Regions from separate parts of the Homo sapiens genome. Here region 1 is linked to region 2. Evidence: read pairs that join two places in POLR2A ChIA-PET (ENCODE). Cell type or tissue: OCI-LY7. All regions are shown on one strand. Each heading gives the region's core, and the rest is flanking DNA. Links, peaks and the distances in the headings are about the cores only.

Evidence for each region. Peaks named below come from ENCODE experiments on the same cell type or tissue, not always from the same donor. Only the 100,000 strongest peaks of a DNase experiment are listed, where the experiment ranks them.
Region 1: POLR2A ChIA-PET joins it to region 2 with 10 read pairs; 1 of 35 experiments calls an interaction of 5 or more read pairs at or near these places.

What each region holds. Positions count from the first base shown.
Region 1 is chr9:125,104,116-125,109,628 of GRCh38, forward strand. All of the region lies in intron 2 of SCAI (suppressor of cancer cell invasion), which reads right to left. It also overlaps the pseudogene LOC124902355. Among named protein-coding and RNA genes, the nearest start is that of SCAI, 37 kb to the right of the region's middle. In OCI-LY7, for the core only: no CTCF peak of the experiment used is centred there; a DNase peak (open chromatin) is centred at 866; H3K27ac peaks cover 831 bases.
Region 2 is chr9:126,875,205-126,880,262 of GRCh38, forward strand. ZBTB34 (zinc finger and BTB domain containing 34) reads left to right here. Exons shown (of 2, transcript NM_001099270.4): 2 at 4,186-5,058. The coding sequence starts at 4,196. Among named protein-coding and RNA genes, the nearest start is that of ZBTB34, 17 kb to the left of the region's middle. In OCI-LY7, for the core only: no CTCF peak of the experiment used is centred there; a DNase peak (open chromatin) is centred at 2,417.

The sequences.
Region 1 (5,513 bases), core at 686-4,685, 1.8 Mb before region 2:
CTACAATAAAAAAATAAAGACAATAACTAGAAAGTGATTCAACTGGACTCTTCAAGTTCACAAGAGAACAGAATCATTCCAGTCCAAATTACAACAGAGCTGACATCGTAACAATTCTTCCTATTATATTAAAACCCATCTGGCAGAAGTGATTGGAAAAACGACAAAGGAGTGTCCAGTAAGATGCATACATGTTTCACGGAGGTACCTAGTTTTTAAAAGTTAACTCCCAATCTTAATGCAGAAGAGTCATGAATGAATCCTAAGTCAGTAACACTTTGAGGTTTATAGTTATACCTTTGCCACTGCTTATTCTTAACTCTAGCCTTTAACTCTAAATACTTCACAACCTCCCTAAGAGATTTCAGTCTAATTCTGTCTGTCAGATAATCTTTGCTGGCTCTCAAGACATTAAGGAAAAAACAAACAAAACAAATATTGCACAAATGATGCAAAACAAAGAGATTTCTGATCCTGTGTTTTACTTTAAAAAAAAAAAAAAAAAAAGGCCAGTGCAGTGGCTCAGGCCTGTAATCCCAGCACTTTGGGAGGGTGAGGCAGGTGGATCACAAGATTAGGAGTTCAAGACCAGCCTGGCCAAGATGGTGAAACTCCATCTTTCTCAAAACCCTTTGTTTGTCAAAAAACAAACAAACAAACTACACTGGTAATGTACTACTAAAAATACAAAAATTAGCCAGGCATGGCAGTGGGCACCTGTAATCCCACCTGCTCAGGAGGCTGAGGCAGGAGAATAGCTTAAACCTGCAAGGTGGAGGTTCCAGTGAGCTGAGATAATGCCACTGCCCTCCAGCCTGGGTAACAGAGCAAGACCCTGTCTCAAAAAAAAAAAAAAAAAAATTTAGTGTCAACACTGTTTTGTTTCCTGAATAATAATAGTCTTCAAAGGGGCTTGACAGTTTTTCACTTCTGCTGACAGTCAACTGATACATCAACTTTCATAAATCATCTGGTGGTAAGAAAACCAAAGCCATCATGTACCTCTAAAACTTCAACTCCAGCCTGGCCAACATAGTGAAACCCCATCTCTACAAAAAAAACTTTAAGAATTAGCTGGGCATGGTGACATGCCCCTGTAGTCCCAGCTACTCAGGAGGCTGAGGCAGGAAGATTGCTACCACTGCATTCCAGCCTGGGTGACAGAGTGAGACCCTGTCTCTAAAATAAATAAATAAAAATTCAAATAACTCATTACTGCAACAGTAAATAAGGAAAGATTCTATTTCTCCAAGAGCTAAGTCTGCTCCTATTCCCTTCATGATACTGGGCAAACTATCTGTATTTTTATGTTACCTATCGCTTCTTGGCCTTTTGGCCAAGATCAAGTGTAGTATCTGTTCTTATCAGTTTAATGTTACCTGTCTCATGTCCCTTCTCCACAAAATAAAGAAATTTGAATGTTCTTTAAAGTCCTTCAGGTTCCAAATCTCTATAATTCTGTACAGTGTATCTGAATGTGTATAGTAGAAATGGGCAATATATTTTAGGAATAAAGAGAACCACAGATAAATACTTTGGCACAATTGCTTATACATATTGTCTGTATTTCCACGTTTGGCATAGAGAAGGAAATTGCTTACATTACTATATTTTATCTCCAAGAACCTAAAGTCTCTCTCCTTATAACTTTCCAAACCTTAATCTCAGAGGATAAACACTTTCTAAGAAAAAGATATAGTTGGCCGGGCGCGGTGGCTCACGCCTGTAATCCCAGCACTCTGGGAGGCCGAGGCAGGCAGATCATGAGGTCAAGAGATGGACACCAGCCTGGCCAATGTGGTGAAACCCCGTTTCTACTAAAAATACAAAAATTAGCTGGGTGTGGTGGTGCGGGCCTGTAGTCCCAGCTACTCAGGAGGCTGAGACAGGAGAATCACCTGAACCCAGCAAGCGGAGGTTGCAGTGAGCCAAGATCACACCACTGCACTCCAACCTGCGTGACAGAGTGAGACTCCATCTCAAAAAAAAAAAAAAAAAAAAAAAAAAATATATATATATATATATATATATATATATATAGTTAAGTCAATATTTAGCCAATAAGATCTTATAAAGTTTCTTAAATTTTGGTCTAAATACCTTAAACAGTTTAAATTTGTAAGTGTAAGTAACTGTTTTCAAATAAAAGCATGATAAAAAAAAAACACAAGCATTGGAAGATTCATTTCCAATGGCCTAGTCATCCAGTAAAATTTTTTAGCATCATAAGCTTTATTTCCTGTCTGACATCCTCAGGGATCTAGTTTGACAGCTCCTCTGTACAATTTCTACTATAAGACTTCTCTGTCCTCTCTTGGCACATGTAAACTGCTGCTAGGTAATATTTCCTTTGGCAACAAATTATATACTTTATAGAAAGAGACCTTCAACTGAACCCTCACCACTCAAACCCACATTCTTCCCAAACATGTGAATCTTAAACTAAGTCTTGTGTAACAAGTTGGACACATTTTATTACACTGAAATGTAAAATATTCATTAAATTCTCCCCACTAAAAGGAGGATTCAAGTTACAATCTCTCTCAAAGAGAAATCAAAAATGGTTTTGCTAAATCATATGCTGAACTTGCATTATTTTTCTTTTCCTTTTTTTTTTTTTTTTTTTTTTGAGACAGGGTTTCACTGTGCAGAGTACAATCACCACTCACTGCAGCCTTGACCTCCTGGGCTCAAGCAATACTCCCACCTCAGCCTCCCAAGTAGCTAGACATGTGCCACCATGCCTGGTTAATTTTTTTTTTTTTTTTTTTAAGTTTTTTGTAGCATCAGAGTCTCATTATGTTGCCCACGCTGGTCTTGAACTCCTGGGCTCAAATGATCCTCCTGCCTCAGCCTCCCAAAGTTCTGGGATAACAGATGTGAGCCACCATGCCTGGCCTTGAGTTATTTTTCTTTCTTTCAATTGCCCTTGAATTATAGGCAGATACATATTCTACTAGGTTTCAAGAAATGAAAACAAAATTAACTGTAATCTAGAAAAATAAATACAACAGGCTGGGCACAGTGACTCACGCCTGTAATCCCAGCACTTTGGGAGGCCGAGGGGAGAGGATCACAAGGTCAGGAGATCGAGACCATCCTGGCCAACATAGTGAAACCCCGTCTCTACTAGAAATACAAAAATTAGCCAAGGGTGGTGGTGTGGGCCTGTAGTCCCAGCTACTTGGGAGGCTGAGGCAGGAGAATCGCTTGAACCCAGGAGGCGGAGGTTGCAGTGAGCCGAGATCGCCCCGCTGCACTCCAGCCTGGCGACAGAGGGAGACACTGTCTCAAAAAAAAAAAAAAAGAAAAAGAAAAGAAAAAGAAATACAACCATATAAATGGAACCTCCAAGGTTTAAGAACCAGAGCCAGGCAAGATAGCTCATGCTTGTAATCCTAGCTATTCAGGAGGCTGAGGTGGGAGGATAACTTGAGCCCAGGAATTCAAGAGCAGCCTGGGCAACATAGTGAGACTCTGTCTCTAAGAAAATTTTAAATATTACCCAGGTGTCATGGCATGTGCCTGCAGTCCTAGCTACTCAGGAAGCTGAGGCAGGAGGACAGCCTGAGCTGGGGAGTGAGCCTGGCTGCAGTGAGTTATGATTGTGCCACTGCACTCCAGCCTCGGCAACAGAGCAAGACCCCATCTCTAAAAATAAATTTTAAAATGAGTAAATAAGCTCCCTCTCCCCTCTCCCCTCTCCATCTCCCTCTCCCCACAGTCTCCCTCTCCCTCTCTTTCCACGGTCTCCCTCTGATGCCGAGCGGAAGCTGGACTGTACTGCTGCCGTCTCCACTCACTGCAACCTCCCTGCCTGATTCTCCTGTCTCAGCCTGCCGAACCCCTGCGATTGCAGGCGCGCGCCGCCATGCCTGACTGGTTTTCGTATTTTTTTGGTGGAGACGGGGTTTCGCTGTGTTGGCCGGGCTGGTCTCCAGCTCCTAACCGCGAGTGATCTGCCAGCCTGGGCCTCCCGAGGTGCCGGGATTGCAGACGGAGTCTCATTCACTCAGTGCTCAATGTTGCCCAGGCTGGAGTGCAGTGGCGTGATCTCAGCTCGCTACAACCTCCACCTCCCAGCCGCCTGCCTTGGCCTCCCAAAGTGCCGAGATTGCAGCCTCTGCCCAGCCGCCACCCCGTCTGGGAAGTGAGGAGCGTCTCTGCCTGGCCGCCCATCATCTGGGATGTGAGGAGCCCCTCTGCCCAGCTGCCCAGTCTGGGAAGTGAGGAGCGCCTCTTCCCGGCCGCCATCCCGTCTAGGAAGTGAGGAGTGCCTCTTCCCAGCCACCATCCCATCTAGGAAGTGAGGAGCGTCTCTGCCTGGCCGCCCATCGTCTGAGATGTGGGGAGCGCCTCTGCCCCGCCGCCCCGTCTGGGATGTGAGGAGCGTCTCTGCCCGGCTGCGACCCCATCTGGGAGGTGAGGAGCGTCTCTGCCCAGCCGCCCCGTCTGAGAAGTGAGGAGCCCCTCCGCCCGGCAGCCGCCCCGTCTGAGAAGTGAGGAGCCCCTCCGCCCGGCAGCCGCCCCGTCTGAGAAGTGAGGAGCCCCTCCGCCCGGCAGCCGCCCCGTCAGAGAAGTGAGGAACCCCTCCGCCCGGCAGCCGCCCCGTCCAGGAAGTGAGGAGCGTCTCCGCCCGGCAGCCGCCCCGTCCGGGAGGTGGGGGGCGCCTCTGCCCGGCCGCCCCTTCTGGGAAGTGAGGAGCCAGCCCCTCTGCCCGGCCACCACCCCGTCTGGGAGGTGTACCCAACAGCTCACTGAGAACGGGCCATGATGACGATGGCGGTTTTGTCAAATGGAAAAGGGGGAAATGTGGGGAAAAGATAGAGAAATCAGGTTGTTGCTGTGTCTGTGTAGAAAGAAGTAGACATAGGAGACTCCATTTTGTTCTGTACTAAGAAAAATTCTTCTGCCCTGGGATGCTGTTGATCTATCACCTTACCCCCAACCCGCTGCTCTCTGAAACATGTGCTGTGTCCACTCAGGGTTAAATGGATTAAGGGCAGTGCAAGATGTGCTTTCTTAAACAGATGCTTGAAGGCAGCATGCTCGTTAAGAGTCATCACCACTCCCTAATCTCAAGTACCCAGGGACACAAACACTGCGGAAGGCCGCAGGGTCCTCTGCCTAGGAAAACCAGAGACCTTTGTTCACTTGTTTATCTGCTGACCTTCCCTCCACTATTGTCCTATGACCCTGCCAAATCCCCCTCTGCGAGAAACACCCAAGAATTATCAATTTTAAAAAATAATAATAATAATAATAATAAAAGACAGGTCTCTGGTAACAGAGAAAGAGGAGCTTACATTTGTTATTAAAGTGCCATGTATTTAATAAAACACCAAACAATTTTAAAAAAATGAGTAAATAATTTAAAGAACTATACTTTCAATTCACCATTCCCACCTTTTTATTCAATACATACCCTAACATATCTTTCCCTTATCAGTAACCCATTACTACAGAAGTAAAATGTGTTATTGACTGACAAAGCCCAAATGAACTACTGAAGC
Region 2 (5,058 bases), core at 403-4,402:
CTGATATTGATTACATGCTGCAGTGATGTATTGGGTTATATAAAATATTACTACAATTTATTTTTTTAACTTTTAAAAAATGTAACTACTAGAAAGCATTAAATTACACATGCAGTGTCTTATATTTATGTTGGACCACAATGTTCTAGATGAATTTTAAAATCATTTTTTCGGATTTCTAAGAAAAGATTTCATCAGGCTATGTTATATTTATAAATTAATTTTGGGGGAGAGTGTCTCTCTTTATGGTATTGAATCATCCTGCCAGAAGCATGTTCTCTCTCTTCATTTATACAGGCTTTTGTCCATATTAAAATGAGTTGTATTTTTCTTGTTGACCCTGTTTTTTGCTTATCTTCCCCCACCCCTAGGTATTTTCTGGTTCCTGTTGCTATATTGTTGGTTGCACCTTATTGTCATTATCTTACCTGTTTTTATGTATAATTTTTTGAAACCCTCTACTTAGTAGATGCCTATTCTGACATTTTCCAAGTGATTCTCTTGGGTTTTCTCTAAATAATTTGCATATTATATCTGCATGTAATAGTAATTTTGTCTCTTTTTTAATGGCTACTTGCCTTAATGTTACTTTGGCTAGAAGTTCTGAAATAATGTTAAGTGAGAGTCGTGATGGCAGATAACCTTGTATATCTTCCCAGGCACTGATGGGAATGACTGCACTAAAGTTTTACCAAAGTGTGCTCCAGGGAACACTCATTCTTGGGAATATTAATATGTGTACCTTGAGAGAACAGTTCCACCATTAAATGAGTTTGCAAACTGCTGAGTTAAGCAGGATTCTTGTCCGCAGGACTTTTCTGATGGGATATTATGCTAATGTGTGTTTTAATCCCTAGGAGGTGAGGATATTGGGGCTAGCTATTGGGCTTGGGTTCTACTAAATGCATTTTGGGAAATGCAGACATCATGTTTCCTTTTTTTTTTTTTCCCTTCCGTCCTTCCCCCCTTCCCCCCTTTCCCCCTTCCCTCCTTTCCCCCCCTTTCCCCCTTCCCCCCTTCCCCTTCCTTCCTTCTTTTCCCTGTTAAGTATACCAACATATGCAGTGTTTCCTTTTTAAGGATGATGTTGCTATTGGTTTGTAGTAGATACACTTTATTGTATTAAGAAAGTATTGTTCTGTTTCTAGCCTATTATTTTTGCCTTACGCTGAAAGGGCATTTAACTTTTTCTCACATGCATTTTTGACATAGTATTGATTTGGTCATATGGGTTTTCTCCTGTACTTACTGATGTTGCAAATTATATTCATCTATTTATTTCTGAAGATGTAGACATCCTTACATTTGTGAAGCAGCTGTTCTTGGTCATAATATATTATTTTAATAGGTTGTATTTGCTAGCATTTCTGTTAGGACTTTAAAATCTATTTATTTAGATGAAGTAGACAGTTTTCTTCTTTCTGCTATTTGTCATCTTCTGGTATCAGATTTGTGCCATATGAACTGAGATGCTTTAAATGTTTTTACATGCATCTAGAACAGTGTGAACGGCCTGAAGATCATTTGTGCCTTGGCACTTCTGTTTCTTATTTAGTTCTGCCAATTTATGTTATCCTAAAAATATGTTCATTTCATACAGATTTCAAATTGATTTCAATCATAAATCTAGGATAAATAAGGGCACAGTATTCCTCTTCGACTAAAATGTTTTAACTCAAATTTCGATGTGATAAAAAAAAATTCGGACATGATCTAGGCACATTTAACTGATCCTTTCCTGTGAGAGCCTTAGATTTAGTTGCACGTTGTCTTGTCTTAAAATTTAAAAATTCCGTCTGTGATTATGTGCTGTTTTTCTGTATTAGTTATTTTCCTACTGTCTTTGGGCATCATTTGTTTTTCCTTTTCTGACCTCCTGAGTTCAGTCATTTCACTTGTTTTTAGTATTTATTGTTTAATGATAAAAACTCTTAAGGCACTGACTTTTCCTGTTACAGCTTTTTGTTGTTGTTGTTGTTTTTCGAAACTCCCAACATTTCATTTTGAAAAACCTCAAACAGAAAAGGTGAGAAAATTTCACAATAAGTGCCCAGATATCCACCATGTAGACTCTACAATTGTTAACATTTTACTGTGTTTGCTTTATCACATATCTGTCCATCTCTTTTTTGGAGATACATTCTCAAGTTGAAGACATGAGTAAACTTCACTCCTAAACCCAGATTTTACGTGTTTTCTCATTGTCTAAGTAGTTTTATTCCATTTAGATTTTTTTCTGATCTAATACTTAGGAGGTGTTTACATTTCTGTTGGTCAGGTTTTAAAATATAATTGTTAGATCTGGTTTTGTTATGTTTCTGTCAGAGGATGGAGCCGGGGCTATATATACTTAAGTAGTTCTGAGCAGTCTGGCGCTGCAGATTTTAGGCCACAGGAAGGAAACCTGTTGTAGGTGTGCCGCAGCTGTGAGCGCTAGTAGAAGGTGATTCCTTTTGATGTGTCCATCACCCTTTCACTCTTGTTGTCTAAAATAACTACTGTTTAAAAACACTGTCTTGGCAGAGCGCGGTGGCTCACGCCTGTTATCTCAGCACTTTGGGAGGCCGTGGCAGGCAGATCACTTGAGGTCAGGAGTTCGAGACCAGCCTGGCTAACATGGTGAAACCCCATCTCTACTGAAAATACAAAAACTAGCTGGGTGTGGTGGTGCACGCCTGTAGTCCAGCTACTCAGGAGGCTGAGGCAGGAGGATCACTTGAACCCAGGAGGCAGATGTTGCAGTGAGCCAAGATCATGCCATTGCACTCCGGACGACAGAGCGAGACTCCATCTGTAAAAATAAAATAAAAATAAATAAAATAAAATATTGTCTAAAATAACTCTTCACTGGTCGGGTGTGGCAGCTCACACTTGCAATCCTAGCACTTTGGGAAGCTGAGGTGGGAGGATCACGAGCTCAGGAGTTCAAGACCAGCCTGGGCAACATAATGAGACCTCATCTCTAATAAAAAATAGTAATAATAGGCCGGTGTGGTGACTCTTGCCTGTAATCCCAGGACTTTGGGAGGCCGAGGGGAGCAGATCACCTGAGGTCAGGAGTTCGAGACCAGCCTGGACAACATGGTGAAATCCCGTCTCTTCTAAAAATACAAAAATTAACTGGGCATGGTAGCGCATGCCTGTAATCCCAGCTATTCAGGAGGCTGAGGCATGAGAATTGCTTGAACCTAGGAGGCGGAGGTTTCAGTGAGCCGAGATCACGCCACTGCACTCCAGCCTGTGCAACAGAGCAAGATTCTGTCTCAAAAAAAAAAAAAAGTAATAATAACTCTTCACTGAAGGAGACTGAGCATGGTAAGTCTCAGCCAAAGCAACCCAACCCAAAAGAGATATAAAGGTGTACAGAGCTGAAGGGCAAACACACAAATCAAGACAATAATACTGAAAAGGGTTTAGCTCCATTTATTGTATCCAGTGTGCTACAGAGTTGAAAAATACCAATCAGAAATACACAAGTAAGGTAGAACATTTTTAGATGAATTTAGTTTTGTTTTTGTTTTGTTTTTTTTTTTTTTTTAGAAGGAGTCTCACTCTGTCCGCTAGGCTGGGATGCAGTGGTGTGCTCTCGGCTCACTGCAACCTCTGCCTTCTGAGGTCAAGCGATTCCCCTGCTGCAGCCTCCCAAGTAGCTGGAATTACAGGTGCACAACACCACACCAGGCTAATTTTTGTATTTTTAGTACAGATGGGGTTTTACCATGTTGGCCAGGTTGGTTTCAAACTCCTGACCTCAAGTGATCCGCCTCCCTCAGCCTCCCAAAGTGCTGGGATTATAGGTGTAAGCCACTGCGCCTGGCCTGAATTTAGTTATTTTTCACAAAGTACTTCAAACCCTCAAAAGTACTTGAAATGGGGAAATATTTTTCCTAAAAGGAGACCAATTTCTCAGTCAGAGCCAAAATAGTCCTACTATGTGTAAAATATTTTACTTTTGATCAAGATGAATATTAGGCAATTATGACATTAGGCTAATTGATCATTAGTTTATTTGGCTTTAGGTGAATTAACCAAAACATGAAAGACTAAAACAAGGGGAAGAATGCTTCAGGTAGATTTTAGGAGGTATGATAGCCACAATGGTATTGTTGTTGTAAGCTTGTGTTTATGCCACTTGTACTTAGTGAGGAGTCATTGGTGAATGATGCAAACTCTCTCTCTCCGCAGAGTACGCTTCATGTCAGTAGAAATGGACAGCAGCAGTTTTATTCAGTTTGATGTGCCCGAGTACAGCAGCACCGTTCTGAGCCAGCTAAACGAACTCCGCCTGCAGGGGAAACTATGTGACATCATTGTACACATTCAGGGTCAGCCATTCCGAGCCCACAAAGCAGTCCTTGCTGCCAGCTCCCCATATTTCCGGGACCATTCAGCGTTAAGTACCATGAGTGGCTTGTCAATATCAGTGATTAAAAATCCCAATGTGTTTGAGCAGTTGCTTTCTTTTTGTTACACTGGAAGAATGTCCTTGCAGCTGAAGGATGTTGTCAGTTTTCTGACTGCAGCCAGCTTTCTTCAGATGCAGTGTGTCATTGACAAGTGCACGCAGATCCTAGAGAGCATCCATTCCAAAATCAGCGTTGGAGATGTTGACTCTGTTACCGTCGGTGCTGAAGAGAATCCCGAGAGTCGAAACGGAGTGAAAGACAGCAGCTTCTTTGCCAACCCAGTGGAGATCTCTCCTCCATATTGCTCTCAGGGACGGCAGCCCACCGCAAGCAGTGACCTCCGGATGGAGACGACCCCCAGCAAAGCTTTGCGCAGCCGCTTACAGGAGGAGGGGCACTCAGACCGCGGGAGCAGTGGGAGCGTTTCTGAATATGAGATTCAGATAGAGGGAGACCATGAGCAAGGAGACCTATTGGTGAGGGAGAGCCAGATCACCGAGGTGAAAGTGAAGATGGAGAAGTCCGACCGGCCCAGCTGTTCCGACAGCTCCTCCCTGGGTGACGATGGGTACCACACCGAGATGGTTGATGGGGAACAAGTTGTGGCAGTGAATGTGGGCTCCTATGGTTCTGTGCTCCAGCACGCATACTC